Regions from separate parts of the Mus musculus genome. Here region 1 is linked to region 2. The links are chromatin loops, found by intact Hi-C in ENCODE. Cell type or tissue: left cerebral cortex. All regions are shown on one strand. Links, peaks and the distances in the headings refer to the core of each region. The heading gives the core; the rest is flanking DNA. Region 1 has its middle 69 kb from the start of Il12b. Region 2 holds the start of Adra1b (adrenergic receptor, alpha 1b).

Region 1 (8,329 bases), core at 209-8,208, 490 kb after region 2:
AATAACGCACACCTCAGCTCCATCCCATGGATGTGAGCTCTAGTATACAAACTTCCTTCTTCTGAGAACCAGGTTTGCCTCAACTCTTCCCTAAGGGTTTAATATTCCCCCCAAACTCTTCATCCAGGCAGCTATTTTCTCCAGGAAGCCATCCTTGACCTTTGTCTTTTAGCATCCACGAGAATGTCTTCCATAGACTCACATAGTTGAGAATTTTGTTCCCAGATGGTGGCACGATTGGGGAAGGTCTAGATGGTGTACATCCCTGCTGAAGGAAGTATGTCACTGCAGATGAGTTTTGAGATTTAAAGCCTCACAGGACTTCAGTTTGCTCTCAGCTATGCGCTTATGTTTGAAGACATGAACTCTCAGCTTCCAGCTTCTGCTGTCCATGCCTGTCTTCTGCCTTGCCTCCCCACTATAACAGACTCTTTTCTCTCTAACTGTAGGCCAAAATGTGTAAATTCTTCTATAAGCTGCCTCAGACACAGCGTTTTATCATTGCAGCAGAAAAAATAGCTCCATCTCCAGCCATTTCCTCTCATAGCCTCATATTTCAACTACCTGTTGATTCAGGAGTGTCTGACAGTAGAGAATAGCAACCATGTCTGGCCCATCTAAACATGTGCCTTAAACATTGTCCCCTAGCTATAAGGTTTTCAATAAAACCCTCTATATGATGGAAGGATAATGGGTAAGCAAAAATCCTTAAACTTTCCAAAATGGGGGCTTTGGTGGGGCTGATGGTTGCTTTGGGGCTTTGTTTGGTTTTGGTTTTGTTCTGTTTTGCTTTGGTTTTTTTTTGTTTGTTTGTTTGTTTTGTTTTTTTGTTTTTTTGTTTTTTTTTGTTGTTGTTGTTTTTTTTTTGAGACAGGGTCTTCTGTATCTCAAGCTGATCTGGTTTCTCCCATTCCATTGGTAACCAGTCTCAACCCAGCTCAGTTTCCAAGACCAGATTGAATCCTGTATGTTAAAGATAGTATGTCCACACACTGTCTTGTGAAGATCTGCAACTCTCTACTTGGCCAAGGATGGTTTTGAACTTCTTCTGCCTCCAACATGCTGAGATCACAGGCAGGTGCCACCACGCTGATTTTATGAAGCACTGGGGATGGAACCCAAGGCTTCATAAGTTCTAGGCAAGTGCTCTACCAATTGGGCTACATTCCCCAACCCATTTAGTACTGCTTAAAGTCACCAAGTATCTTACAGGAATACAAAAAGTCAGTCTTGTTTAGTGGAATCTCAGTTTCCAAAGCAAAAGCATTCTCTGATTAAAAAAACTGCATTCAATCAACCACGATGTGGTCTTTGAAGCAAGGGATAGCTATGAGACATAAGTGAACTACTAATACAGATTTAGTTCAAGCACAGGACCACATATGACATATATCCCATGGTGAGGAATAGCCACACTGGGAAACTGAGTCCTAGAAGTCCTGGTATTCCTACGAGAGTCAAGACAATGCCTGTGCATCTCCACAAGAGATGGTGCGTGAGCCTTGCTTTCTGCAGGCAGACTCAGTGCTAGAACATATAATCAATATGATCATGCCTCTTGAATGTATGTGCCCACCTTCACTTCAGAAGGATGGACAGAGGTTCCTCGTGTGGAGCTTTGAAGAACCTCACTCTCGACACTCTGGCTCTGACCTTCCCCTGTGAGGTACTGATCTGGATAATATTTCTCCTGTATGAAGCAAACCTGATTCTGTGAATGAAGACCCATCTACTTCTAAGAAAAGCCACCTGATGTTAGTACCACCCAGACCTAGAAAGATGGCCCGTGTGCAGACAGATCCCTTCTGCCAGCCCTTCTGCCTGTTGCCTGGTTGCTTTCCTCATTATCTAGGAATTGTGTTAGACCTGTTTGTTCATTGGCCAGTTCCTTTCCACAATAGAATGAAGGGCCCAATGAAGGCAAAGGTTCTATTCATTTCATCTTATGCTGTCTCTGGTGTTCTCCACCAGAATAGATGCTCAATGTGCAAATGCTGACTAAGTAGATCATTGATTGATTGATTGATTGATTGATTGATTGATGTGCAGGTTCTCTTCTCTCCTCCACAGAGAAAAACAGGCCAGTCAATATTCTTATTATTAACTTGGTGATTACATTTTAAACCCATAAACAGGGGATGTTCTCGGATGCCTCTTATTCCTTACCTTCATCTACAAATGACTTCTATTCTACACTAGACCCAACCTCAGCACCTGGTCTGAGGTTAATGGATATCACTCCAGACTCTACAAGTATCTCTTCAAGGCCATGACAACTTTACTTCAGTAGAGCTAGCCATGACTCCATTTGGTTCAAAAACTATAGAAGGATGCTCTTGGGGATCAAGAGCCAAATACCTAGAGCTTAGCTGTGGTGGAGCTTGGAACATTCACTATCCATCAGCAACTGCTGTGGTGGGGCAGGTAGGGAGAAGTAGAATCCTAGAGACTCATATGGCAGAAGAGTGCCAAGCAGCAGGCAGACTGGGGTAGGTTCTCCTGGCTGGCTCTATCAGGCACCAGCCCATGAAAGCCTTTCAGGCTTCTGAAACCTTGTCTATGACCAGGTGCCTTAAGGGGCTGGGGAGAAAGGCAGGATGACAATTACAGAATCGGGGAAGAAAGAAGAACCAATCACGAAGCAGAGCAGGCTGGGACGGGATCCTCTCTGGTCCCTTACTTGCTGGATTCTAAACTCATCTCACACTTTGTTATAGTTTGGTGAGAGAGATTATGAAATATTTTTTTAAAAAAAGGGGTGAGTAATGTGATCCCTAGGAGGAGGAGAAATAAATCTGGGTGTGGTGCACAGACACAGTCTTTTGTCAACATCTTAAACCTTGGGAATTATTCCAGCTGTCTGTGGATTAGATTGTGGGTAGATCGAGCCCACACTCACAAGACTGAAACAAGATGACTGCAGCACATCTAAGGCCAGCCTTGGCTAGCGTGGGCTAGAGTGTAGCACTGCTTCAAAAGAGAAGAGAAGAAGGGAGAAGGGAGAAAGAAAAAAGAAAGGAGAGGAAAGGAAAGGGAACTCGTTCTGCTACCACAGTCCCACATCCCCGACATCGGAGCCCTGGCTGTGGCTGGGTGGCTGGCTGGCCTAGATCCTCCCAGGGGTTAGCAGTATTTTTCTTTATTGGTGATGGACATGAGACTCTGAGATGACTGCCACCCTGCAGAAGCTCTGGGGTTCTGTAGATGGCATTTCCTATCCTAACCCTGCCTCTAAGCCACTGCCCTTAGCCAAGGCTGCTGCCTTGCCATGTTTCAGTTTCCCCTTCCTCCAAGTGCAGTTCATGACAGGTAACTCCTCTGTCTTTTGATGTCCCTGAAACAGAGGCCACATCTCTCCCCTTGCCTTTGCTGCAGGCGTTTTCTTCCAGGCCTTCCCCTTCCTCATCTCTCCCTCCTGAACCCTTAGCAGACCCCAGAGATCTCCCCACATGACACCACGGTTCCAGATGTTCCCCAGTCTCTGTCACACATGGCTTCCTCCTCCTCGTAGTCTTCTGAAGGGATACAAAGCTATCCCACAAATGCCACCTTAAGAGCAAGTTATCATTTTGTCGCATGTTTGATTACTGGCCCCTTCTCCACAGCAAACATCAGAGTCACAGCTGGCTTTGGCTTCAGGTTTGTCGCTCCAGAGCTGTGTGTCCTAGGCATAGTTGTTGACATTCTCTGCCCCTCACTGTCCCCACGTGAAAAAGTGACATCATAAAACATCTCATAGGGTTCGTGGTAAGAAAGTGCACACAAGCCCTCCAGCACCGTGCCCAGCTCACTCTGTGTGTGCAGTAGTTATGCTAATTGGCACCGCCATTAGCTCTAATAGTTTTGTGTCTCCAGAGGCTGATACTTGAAGCTCATTCCTCTCCAGTTCAATGAGCTTCTAAAATACAATTCTTGGGGTTGGCGATGGCCCTAAGGAGATGCAACCCTCACAGGCTTTGCACAGCTCCTCTCCAGCATCTCTGGACAGAAGAGAGACAAAGGGAAGGATGAAGGATTCGATGGTGTTTCAAGGAGGGTCCATCCAGTCTTGACCATGAGCTGGGCTAACGCATGGAAAATGGCCAATATACACTGAAGGTTTTTCGAATGGTACCTAAGACCCTCAGGCATATCCTCCCTAGGATGCTCCTGACAAATGTGCAATGTCATCCCTCGCTTCTATTTCCTAGTCAGCACCTAATCAGGTGAATCACCCAGGGCTGCATAGCCAGAGCAAACAGTCCAGGTTCAAACCCCTGGCCAGCCTCACCCGAAGAGGTAGAGTGGGAGAAAGGGGGCACTTGCTCAGTCGCTAAAAGAACACACCCCCATGATGGGGCAGGAAAAGCAAGCCATGAAAATGTCCTGTTTTATTTATGGAAAATTAATTCAGCATGCAACTTCATTATATTGCCATTTCTCGAAACATTAACTCCCATCGATGCTGTGAATGTCTGGGAAGCTACAAAATGTCCTTTTTTTTTTTGAAAACCTCCTACTATCTGTAAACATCCAAATTTCAGACCAACCTAGATTTCCTTTTCTCTTCCCTTGACCAGTGGACTTTACATCTAGAAGGGTCCATGGGTCAGTGTGTCTTGAGGATGTTTCCCAGCAGCCTGTGAGCAGGAGGGGCAGAGAACACTTTAATCATTCGGTGAATTAACACCCCCTTTCCTCCCCCCCCCACCCCGCCCCTCGCTTTGGCTTTAAATGCCCAGCTACAGAATTATCGTCTCCAATCCTAGAAATGGTGGAGCAGTGTCTTTCTTTCTCTTGTCGGACATCGCCCTCTAGTGGTCAAGCCTATAAATGAGAAATAGAGAACCGAATGAACCTGAACCTATAGGGACCACTTCCCTCCCTCACTGCAGCTTTCTGTCTGCTCTCTCTTTTCTCTTTTTTCTTTTTTCTTTTTTCTTTTTTCTCTTTTCTTTTTTCTTTTTCCTCTTTTCTTTTTTTTAAATCACTGCTTAACAGCCTATTGTATGCCACGCAACAAGGAGTCCAGATGCATCAAGGATTCCCTGATGGTTAGTGACTGGCTTGCTGATGCCTACCCTGACAGTCTGAGGGGAATGGTCCAGATCTCAAGTCCCAGCTCTGTCCCTTAGAGCCTCAAGATCAAGCGTGTCAGTTCTACTTGCTAGACTTCTTTTTCTTACCCAGATTTCCCATTTCCAAAAGATATACTTTTACAAGTCTTCATTCTGTTTTCACGGCCAGCCCTGCGGGGCTTGGCTTTGACTCCTGGTTCTGACAGTGACCTACCTTATCACCTTGGGCAAACTGCTTAGCTGTTCTTAATATCTTTCTTCCCGACTGTGAAATGAGCACAATTCCTGACTTGCACACAATCATTCAAGTTCACGGCTGTGATGTAAGTGATATTCACCCTTGGGGGGTGGGGGGGCGGGGGGGGGGGGAGCTCACAAACATAGCCCACTGGCCCTTTCCCTTACTGAGTCAGGACTCTGAGGCACTTAACAAGCTGCCTAGGGGATTCCATCACATGGTAACCCCCAAGAACAAGTTCACTGGGCTGGACTGTGACTCTATAAACGTGGCTGTACTGAAAGGTGTGGTTGTGAAGGAGACTCCGAAGTTCAAGGTTATTCTTCACTGCTGAGTGAAACCTGCCTCAAAATACAAAGGAAGACAAAAGAAAGAAAAGGAGGATATGGTTAGAGAAGAATGGAGGAAGAAAAGAAGGAGGAGAAGGAAGTAGGGAAGAAGTGGGGAGAGGAAAAGGAGGTGAGAATGAAAGAGGAGAGGGGGAAAAAAGAAAGGAGGAGGGGAGGAGAACGGTGGAAAAAGAGGAGGAAGTGAAGGGGGATGAAGGAGAGGAAGAGGAGAAGGATGTTGGGAGCAAAGGAAAACATCAGGAAAAAGAGAAGAAAGAGGAAGAAGGGAAAAGGAGGAGATGGGGAAGAATGGGAGGAGAGTGTGGCTCAGTGGTAGAGCACTTCCCTAGCAAGCTCAAGACCCCAAATTTAATCCCCACAGAAGAGTGATTCCCCCCCCCCCCAATGTCCCTACTAGATTCCAATGCAGCTGACGTAAGGCAGAACCCAGTGCTGGGATTTTCAGGAATCCCTAGGTGATTCCAATACACAGCCAGGCTTGACAGACACACCAGTGATTGACATATGCTAAGAGCTTGACCAGTGTTCCAAGTCTCTCCAGGACAGCCATGTGGTGAGTGAAACGCATGTCGCATGTCGTTCTTCTTTATTGTTCTTATTTCACAGCAGCACCTCTCTGGGTGCCAGGTGACACAGACAGCAGTTACCACACTTAAACAAAAACACAGCGATTGCTGAGTTCAGAGGCAGCAATAATACCTCAGGCCAATTAGCATATTGCACTGCTGCCCCTCCCATTATGTAGAGAATTCCAAGCCTAGGGGCTGCAGACCCCACAGGGATTAGGACTCAGAGACTAACAACCGTGTCTTTCTCTTTTTCATACGAATCTAAAACACCTTCCATAATCTGTCTTGGAAAAGAAGTAGTGCCATAGAAACTTCTAGAAAAGTAATTGTCTGGTGAGACTACTTTAAGAATGCTGAGACATATTTGAGGCAGTGGGAACTTCCCTGACTCCCCGTGTCCCTCTGTCTATTTAATGTCTTGTAGTAAGACTGTGTGATTCTCCAGTCAGCCTCAGTTTGGAGCCAGCAGTCCCTGCTCCAACCAGTCCCCTCCTCTTGCTGGACCCCTCTTTGCCATGGTCTCAGCTGGCCAGCTGTTTCCAGCTGTGCAAGCAATGACAATACCTAACAAGGTTTTGAGCAGTGCACCTGCTGTAGGCTAGGACTGCACCTATTGTTACACAGGCAAGGATTGTGGAGGATGAAGGAAGAAGTCCTTTTCATATCCTGCAGCTACCCAACCCCCAGCTTCTCCTTAGCCCCTAGGAATGAGACCAGGAAAACCCATGGGAATCTTGTCAAACCACTCTGGGCTTTGAGGAGGGAGGAGGGAGGGCTCTGAACAGCCCACAGGAAACCAATAGCAACTCCCTTTTACCCTGAACTCTCTATGCCCACACACTTACCACAGCCACCTTTTCCTGATGTATGTTTTATCCCGGTAGTCTTCTGGAGTATAGAGGAGGGGTTAGGTATTTTTCAGAGACCCTTTTCCACTAGATGAAGTGATCTTCACCACCCACAGGTGTTGAAGAACATGCGAACCACCAAAATGGAGCATCCGAGGAGCCCACAGATAGACAGCCCAAATGTAGCCATACCATGTGCTTTGCTTGACCAGAAAATATTTTTGCTGTTATTGTTTGGCTGGCTGGTTTAAGGGTTTTTGTAAATAAAAGGATTCTGGACTGCAAGCCAGCTTCCACGATAAAGCTGGATTTCAGGGATAGGAGAGACATCTCCACATAGCAACAGCTGTGATCGTTGCTGCTCTGAACCTAATGCCCACTGAGCTACTCGATTCTTATACTCCTGCCCTGGAGGCTGTAAGTACACACACAGTCTTCCTCATCCATCCCCAGGATCAATCTGCTCCATCTCCAGGGCCAGGGGCTTCAATCCTAGTGCCTGAGCCAGGCTGGGCAGTGAATTGCCCAATGGAAAAAGCCCAACAATTGATGCTCCCAGGGCTGCTAAGCAGATTGAAGCCTCCAAGAGCAGTCTATGAAGCTACAACCCTGACCAGCCAAGGTCACCTGGAGGACAACAGCATCATTGATTTGTGACAGCATCAGAATCCATGGATAATTTTTTCCTTCCCATTTTCCTTATGTTTCCCCTTAATTTTCCCCATTTCCTTTCCTTTCTTTTGTTTATCACAAGGCTTTTTAAAAAATTCTGGCCACACAGAAATTTACCTAGGTAGCCTTCCCAAGCTCCAAAACCAATAACCTCCATACTGTCCGATCTCATACGTGGGAACCTGCGTCTTTTATGATTGCCTGTCTATCTCCCCCTTCCCACTTCCTTAAATATTTCTCAGCCTCATTGCTTTGCATTTTGCTCTGTGGCCTCAATCCTTCAGCCATGCAAGCTTGCTCCAGCATCTCTGGCACTCAGCCTGTCCTTGTTATTATTAATAAGACTGAAAATGATGGCTCATAAATATGATCTTGACTTCAAAGGGCTCTTATGCCACCAACCCAGGGACTCAGAAGAATCATCCATGTGGGGTACACAATGGCACCAGAGGTTAGAGATTTGTCCACAATCAGCAACAAATCTGTGATGGAGCCAAGAGGAGAACCTGTTCTGAGTACCATTATTTATAACCTATCTGAAAATTATTTTTAAAAAAATAAGCAAGTGAAAAAAAACAGGCCATATTTTTTTTCA
Region 2 (8,329 bases), core at 144-8,143:
GGGGCTAGAGAAATGCTTTGATCAATCAGTTGTGATCCACCCCTTCAGAGTCTCCTAGGGTTTGATTAAACATGTAGACTCTGGATTCATCCGATTTACTGAATCAGAGCTTCTGTAAGTTGGACCCAGGGGTTTGTGTTACTATGGAGTTTCTCAGGTGCTCATTGTATTCAGTACATTTCCCCTTCATCACACTTAACCATCTTGTCATCTATACATGCATCCTGAAGCCCAGAGAGGCACAGCAATGAGCCCAGGGTCACAAAGCTAATTTATGGCCAAGATCAAAGTAGAACTTGGTAACTTGTACCACCTGAGTCTCTTCTTTCCAAGTTGTTGGGAGCTTTCCTGTTCCCTTGAATCTCAGAGCCAAGGATTGTGCCTGCGATGATTTCTGAGTGGGGATTGAGCTATTTTTCTTCTTAAGCATGTTTTGGCCATAGCCTCTGTATGTTGGCGGGTAGATCCAGGATTCAGTTAACAGGTGCTGGATTGGCAAGAGTAAACCGAGGAAACTTACAGCTACCTCCAAACAAGTGGGGCTTGGCTTAGAGTACTCACACCTAATTTTGATTAGCTACTTGCCGGTCCACACTCTACACTGTCTTCTCCTTCCATCACCACAACTCCTTGGAGTGAATACTAATTAGTCCCTTTTGTAGATGAAGAAACCGAGGCTCACAAAGCAGCAGTGCTTACCCCAAGGTCGTATGGCTGATAAGAGACCAAATCACACCTCCACAGACCTATGATCTTTGTGATGGTCTGGAAGAGTGCAAGCTGTCACCCGTGGTTAACAGAACAAGACTGCCAAAGGTCCCAAGACCTTGAGAAGGCGAATCATTTTCCTCTGCAGTGGGATGCAATCACTGCTGGGGCAGAATTTTAAGCTCTTTCTACTTAACACCATTGGAAGGAATATTTCTGAATGGCAGTAGCCTGCCAGACTTCCTTAGGAAAGATCACACAGACAGTATGTTGGATAGATTTTTTTCCTTAAAAAAAAAAAAAAAAAAAGGAAACTCTTGGTAAACATTCACTTCCTTCCCATTCATCTTTTTCTCTCAGAAGCAGTGTGACTTTGGAGTCATAGCTGCTGGAGGGGTTTGGCCACCCCTGAGACCCTGCAGGTATGAGGTCTGTGGTATTTAGTAGTGTCCCCTCTTCTGATAGCATGCCTTGAGTACATCCTTCCATTCATTTCCCTCCAGTTCCCATCAGAGATAGGAAAAGATATCAAAGCAGATCAATGCACCAGAGAAGGGACAAGGATTTCCCAAGCCACGTGAACAGCATGTCACAGAACCTTCTTCTCTGTTTACCATTTAGCCAGACCTTGTCTCCCCCCCCCCCCCAGCAGGAATCAGGCAGCCTTTTGAACTTATCAGGACCACCAAGCTAAATAAGATGGGCACATTTTTGTAGGGGGTGGGAAGCTGGTAGCACTGAATTCCATCTTGCCTGGGTTTGGCGTCTTATCGCTGAAGGTGAGGGTCAGCTATAATTAAATTCTGAACATTTCATAAATTGCCAGAGTTGGGAGCATTTTGGGGGTGAAAACGGAAAATATTTCGCTTTGAAATCCCAAGCTTCAGAAACTTAAAGGCCCATGGAAGCTGTGTGGCTGTAGGATGCTCCTATTATCTGGTAAGAACGACAGTGCAGAAAGGGGAGAGCCAGCAGGGAGGGAGGAGAGGAAGACCGCAGCCTCTGCAAGGCTGAGAAACGTGGTCCCTGCAAATATTGAATGAACACTGCCTTTCTCTGTAGGAGCCGCCTCTCTGCTTCCCCAATGCCGCGTCTGCAGTAACTACAAACTATTTGGTATTCTGTGTTAGTGACGCTGCCTTCTCAGATACATCGTTACTACCGAAATAACACTGGCGAGATGTTGGAGCCCAGTGTCCTTTTTAATTATTAAACTGAGGCCAGTGACTGAGTCATTCCACATCCCAGATTCTCCTTCCGTGCTTCTATTTCAAGTGCCTAGTATCTTAGCTTTTTTTTCACCAACACCTGAGTTGGTTCTTAGCCAGTTCCCCAATCTGCAAAGCCCTTGCAGAACAAATAGTATTATCCAGTCTCCAAACACACACTGATGGCATAAAAATAACCAAACCCACACAAAAACTTTGGTGTGAGATCATCAGGAAAACCAATGTAGGTCTACCTCCCCTCTGCCAGCCCCCAACTTACCAAGTGGGAGAGCGATGAAGAAGGGGAGCCAACATAAGATGAACATTCCGACTACAATGCCCAAGGTTTTGGCTGCTTTCTTTTCCCTGGAGAACTTAAAAAGTTTGACAGCTATGGAACTCCTGGGGTTGTGGCCCTTGGCCTTGGTACTGCTGAGGGTGTCCTCATGAAAGTTCTTAGAGTGGATTCTCAGGGTCAGCTCTTTGGAGTTGGACATTTCCTTCATGACTCCCGCCTCCAGATTCTTGGTGGTCCTCTTGGCCACGATGTAGACTCGGCAGTACATGACCAGGATGACCGCCAGTGGGATGTAGAAGGAGCCCAGGGAGGAAAAGAGGGCGTAGAAGGGTTCTTCTGTGACCCCACATTCTTTGTCGTCATTGGGCGCAGGTTCTTTCCATCCAAGGAGAGGCCCGATGGAGATGACCGTGGACAAGACCCACACACTGAGGAGCGCCAAGATGGCCTTCCTGCGGGTGACCAGCGTGGGGTACTGCAGAGAGTATCGCACCCCAATGTAGCGGTCAATGGAGATGGCACATAGGCTCAGGATGGAGGCCGTGCAACACAGGACATCAACCGCTGCCCAGATGTCACAGAAGATGCGCCCCAGCACCCAGTAGCCGAGCACTTCCAGGGTAGCGGAGAAGGGCAGGACTGTGAAGCTCAACAGCAGGTCAGCAATGGCCAGGTTGACAATGAAGTAGTTGGTGGGCGTCCGCAGGTGCCGGTTGCAGGCCACCGACAGGATGACCAAGATGTTGCCCACGATGGCAAAGAGGATGAAGGCGCCCAGCACCAGGCCCACAGAGATGGCCCTGGTGACGTCCAGCTGGGGCAGTGTGGAGTTGCTCGAGGTCTGGTTGGGGCCAGTGAAGTTGGCATCTTTCAACTCTCCCCAGTGGGCAGGTGCTGATGTGTTGTGGCCGGTGTCCAGATCGGGATTCATTTTAAAGTCCGCCCTCCATAGCCAGGGAGGAGATTGGGCTCGGAAGGGCTGCGACCAAAGCTCCTCAGCTGCCCTGAAACTTTGCTCCCTCCGTGGTCTTCTTTCCAGAGGCGTCCTCCTGGCGAGAAGTCATCTCCCCCGGGCAGCCTAGCCCGGCAGCACGTCGCCTGCCTGCACCCAGCGGCTCGCTCGCCTGTCAGAGGGAGGAGGAGGAGAGAGGGGACGAGGCGGCAGCTCCAAGTTTAATGGTCCACGTCAGGCGCGCCTGGCCGGGCTGGCGCGGGAGCGCGGGGAGGAGCGGGCGCCGGGCCGGGGGTGCCCGGCTGTGCCCGGCCCGCGGCGGGTCTACGGACCGCGGTGCCTTCTCCGCCCAGCGATCGCGAGGAGGGTCTGCTTTCAATGAGCCGCCTCTGGGCTGACTGCACGGCGGTGACATCAGGCGGGGAAGCCCGGGCGCCCTGACTCTGTGCGGCACTAGGGGGCAATGCGGGTCCAGCCAAGGAGCGCAGCCCCGACGCCAGCGCCAGCCTAGTCGGCTTGGAGACCTGCCGCGCCCGGCACCGCTCCCTCTGCGGGGATGGGGCGGGGAGCAGAGCAGGGGATCCGGGTGTGGGCATCCCGGTTCATACACCCCAGGGGGCCCGCTGGGATTATTTTTTCCCCCTGTTCACGCTTCAGTTAAAAGGTAGGGTGGGGATGCTTACCTCTAATGGGGGCTCCTGGAGTCAAGCCATGGGTTCAGAGAGATGTGCAACTTCTACACAACTGGCTTCTACAAAAGGAAGAAAATCCCTGCGTTAGGCAGGTGACAGAGACTTGAGTCACATCTGAGACCAGGCGTATACTTTAGTTCCCCCTTGCAACCTCTTTGGCCTTGATAAAACCTAGAAACTTCTGTTGCTCATTCATTCGTTCAGTTATTCCCTGCACACATTCCTTCAGTGGATTGTTAATGTCCACCTCCAGGCAGTGGCTCCATTCTAGGCACTGTTCTCCAACAGTTAGAAGGGTACCCAGATTCCTGACCGGCAAGTGGAAGCTTATCAAACAAGCAAAATCTGAAGCGAGACATCTAATGACAGGAGTTTAGGAGAAGATTAATTGAGGACAGAGAAATGCAACCAGGGTATGGAAGAATATGAATTGGATTTTTTTTTTTAATGACAGAGTATGATGTAGCTCAGGTTGCCCTCCAGCTCACTGTATAACACAAGAATACCTTTGAACTCTTGATTTTCCTATGGCCACCTCCTGAGTGCTGGAATTACAAGCATGTACCGCCGTGGTTGGTTTATTTGATACTGGGGATGGAATTCAGGGCTTCGTGCATTCTAGGCAAGCACATACTCTACCAAGTGAGCAGCATCTCTAGGCTGAACTTGACATTTTAAGAAGGGGCTTGGGGTTGTCACTAAAGAGATAGTTGAGGGAGGGAGGGAAGGAGGGAGGAGGGAGGGAGGGAAGGAGGGAAGGAGGGAAGGAGGGAAGGAGGGAGGAAGGGAGGGAAGGGTGAGAGGGAGCTAGTTGTATCTCTGGGAGTAGAGAGTGAGGACTGATTGCCAAATCCTGGGGAAGGGACTTGGGGGGGGGGGTCTTGCCTGTTGGCTCTTTTCTTGTATTGCCTTGTATACATGTAGGCTATTAGGCTACAAACCCTATTTCCAGAGGTGGGTAATTACAAAAAGGAAGAAGAAAAAAGTCAAACCAGGGAAGAATTTTCTTGTTTGTTTGTTTGTTTGTTTGTTTTTAGAAAGAAGGTCTTCAAAAAAAAAAAAAAAAAAAAAAAAAAGAAAGAAGGTCTTCAGGTTGGTTTTGAACTCAAGATTCTCTGTCTCCCAATACTTAGATGCTAGACCATGTGCTACGTTCATGCTGCCTTTTCTCCCGACTTGATGAGAGAACTAGTCTCATTTTGATTTCTGTTTTGAGGATGGGACCCGTGTGATAAGGGAGTTGAGCCGTTTTTTTCAAGTACATATGCCTATTGAGGAGAGGAAGGGTGAGTTGGAGTTGAATGTCATTACTGGGTTTCCTTATTCTAGTGCTGAGTACTGAGCCATAGAAGAGTCACCGTTTCTATAGGAGCAAAATAGGGGATAGAGTAAATGTTATAACTTGGGCTTTTTTTTTAAATGGCTCATTTTGGGGCTCAAGTTAGTGCTACTGGGAAGGAACCCACATTTGCTGAGCTCCTACTGTTCATCAAACATTTACTTATTTCTCTCCCCTCCTCTCCTCTCCTCTCCTCTCCTCTCCTCTCCTCTCTCCTCTCCTCTCCTCTCTTCTCTTCTCTTCTCTTCTCTTCTCTTCCCTTTTCTTGCTGTGTAGCTCACACTGGTCTTGAGCTCACTATGCAGACCAATATTGTCCCAAACCCCAAAATCCGTTGGCCCCCACCTCCCCAGTGCTTGGATTACAAGCATAAGACACCACACCCAGCTTACTTATTTTCTTTTATTTTTCTTTAACAAGTCTTTGAGAGAGAGGCATCACTGCTCTCTGTGGACACACGAGAAAACAGTAGATCAGAGAGTTAGTCATATGCTAGTGACATGAGGCAGGGGACAGGGCAGTGGCTGCTGAATTGCAAGGAGACACCTGATACCCATTTCTTCCAGTCCACAAGCCATGGCCCAGGCTTCTAATTTCTGCTTTTGATAGTCGCTGTATTTTGATTAAGGGGCAAGGAAGCAGGGGCCATGCAAGGCGGTTCCTGTGCAAGTTCTTCAGCCTAAAGTTGGGCTTTTGAAGTCTTTTTGCTTGTACTTTTTGGAGAAGATTACGTTTTTTGTTTATTTGTTTCTTTTAATTTACTGTCTTTTTTTTTTTTTTTTTTTTTTTTTTTTTTTTTTTTGCGTGTGAGTATTACATTCATTGCCTGCTTTGCTGCCTGTGAAAGTTGACAGATGGGCATGGGGTCCTCTGGAGCTGAAGTTGGGATGGTTGTGAGCCACCATTTGGGTGGTGGGAATTGGACCCGAGTCCTCTGCAAGAGCAACAAATGCCCTTATCTGCTGAGACAACTCTCCAGCCTTTGATTGCTTGTTTGAGAGATGGTCTTACTTGTGGCCTAGGCTGGCCTAGAACTTATTATTAGCCCAGGCTGGCCCCAAAATCATGATAATCTTCCTCTTTTCCCAGCCTCTTAGTGTTGTTGTTACAAGCATGTATCACCCACTATACGTTTAAGGTCTTAATCTCCTATTAAAAATGCACAAGCTCTCCAGTTGCACAAAATATACAATTCTAAGGAGTTTCTCTGAGATAACAAACAAACAAACAAACAAACAATGATTCAGATAGCCTTGAAAACAGTCCCTGCCCTCATTTCAACTATCTTACCTAAGCTGCCTTTAGAGATTTAAACATAAGAGATGCCTATTTTTGAGGTTTGTGGTAGTGTGAACCTGTTGGAGCTCCTGGTACCTTAGCTCATTGATCATGGAGATGGTGCAGAGGCAAAGGGCACTGGGCAGCTGCCACAGGTGGTCAGGCCATTGACTCCTCTTCTCTGGCACACAGAATGGGGCTTCTTCTGATGTAGAAAAATGCCACCAACATGGCCAGTGCTGAGTTACACAGTGGAGTGTGGACCAGGTCAGTGCCTGCATGCAGCCATCTGCCAGAGACCGTAATGAGAAGGAGAGGCTGTCCTTCATCTCAGAGGCCTCTTGCACTATTGTGTATGGAGATAGAGGCTGGTCCAGATGACCCTTCGAGGTACCCTTGTGTGTTGACTGGATAGACTAGCCCCTCAATCCACTCTGCTGCTCTTTCTTTATTGCATCTTCCATGATGGGATGCGACAGCAGGAGAGCATCTCCATTTCCTACACAACTTGAGGGCTAGGAGGATGGAGCTTTCCTGGAGCTGTTTCCTCTCTGGGGTGATGTGTGGCAAGAGGAGAATACTGATGAGCTGGGATAAAACTGATGGTTTGTACAAATTCAGGGATGTGGGGACAGGAGGCAAGAGGCAGAAGGAAGAACAAGTTCTCAGTCCATGTTTTGAGTTTGGTGGCCCACTTCTTACTTCCTTGGGTATCAATTAATAGCCAACAGTACACCACAGAATCCGAGGCTGTGTCTACATAGTCATAGAGTCTGCAATATGAAAGCCTGGTGTATAGAGCCAAAATGGAAGAGATAAACACACACACACACACACACACACACACACACACACACACACACACACACACACTAGTGCATGCATGCATGGGTCATAAAGAGCAAATCTGAGGTTCAAGGTTGCCTTATTCTTTATTACCAAAGAGAGTGGTTTGAGAACTTGTGTCTCCGTTCAGGTGTCAGGATGTAGAAGGGCTTATTGAGGCCCTGAAGGAAGTCAAACATCCTTGCAGATTTCTGACATGCTGTCACTCGCCAGCATCCTTCACACAGGCAAAACAAACTAGGTCCCACCGCAAAGCAGACAGGTAGCAGCCTTAGTAGCAGCCAGGAGGCAGGGCCCCCGCTAATCAGGCCCTCCTCTGTCCCTAGCCTCGCTGGAGATGCCTGTTTGCCTTTCTGGCTGAGTTTTGACCCACAGAATTGTTTAGGTGTCATGAGGATACAGACGATATTTCATTTTCTCGGTACTCCCTGGGGCAAAGCCAAGCACAGAGCTCTGACTCACTCGAGGCTTGGAGAAGAAGAATCTTTTCATTACCCATCTTATTACATTAGAAACCTCTGATGTTGCAAACTTCCATATATGTGAGCCCTCTAGGAGAAGCTGCCACTAAATCTGAACAGAGGGGAAACTGAGGCTGGCAGTGATTTACTTAGGGCATTTATGGAAAGTTATTTCTCTCCTGGAATTAAGCTTGCTTTCTTTTCTTTTCTTTCTTTCTTTCTCTCTCTCTCTCTCTCTCTCTCTCTCTCTCTCTCTCTCTCTCTTTCTTTCTCTCTCTCTCTCTCTCTCTCTTTCTTTCTCTTTCTCTCTTTCTCTCTCTCTCTCCCCCCCTCTCTCTCTTAATTATTTATCTCTCTGGTTTACTCTGTCTAGCTCTCTCTAGTTACAATCCAACCAGATTTTGCCTACATCGGCTTCATGAGAGATACCACACTAAGTGCTGTGGGTTATCAAAGGTCAAATCAAATAATAATAATAAAAGCAACTGATAACTTAGCACTCACCATCCACTGAGCATAAGGAATGAAGGAAAAAATACCTTTTAGA

The links. Peaks named below come from ENCODE experiments on the same cell type or tissue, not always from the same donor. Only the 100,000 strongest peaks of a DNase experiment are listed, where the experiment ranks them.
Region 1: a loop joins it to region 2, with 7 times the contacts of the local background. A loop is called at or near these places in 16 of 42 quality-filtered maps.

What each region holds. Positions count from the first base shown.
Region 1 is chr11:44,326,849-44,335,177 of GRCm38, forward strand. No RefSeq gene overlaps it. Among named protein-coding and RNA genes, the nearest start is that of Il12b, 69 kb to the right of the region's middle. In left cerebral cortex, for the core only: a CTCF peak has its summit at 4,818 (motif pointing left); DNase peaks (open chromatin) are centred at 4,005, 4,350 and 4,792.
Region 2 is chr11:43,832,944-43,841,272 of GRCm38, forward strand. Adra1b (adrenergic receptor, alpha 1b) reads right to left here and starts at 3,546. Exons shown (of 2, transcript NM_007416.4): 1 at 2,197-3,546. The coding sequence starts at 3,145. In left cerebral cortex, for the core only: a CTCF peak has its summit at 3,614 (motif pointing right); DNase peaks (open chromatin) are centred at 741, 1,819, 2,373, 2,697 and 3 more places; H3K4me3 peaks cover 3,789 bases; H3K27ac peaks cover 1,313 bases.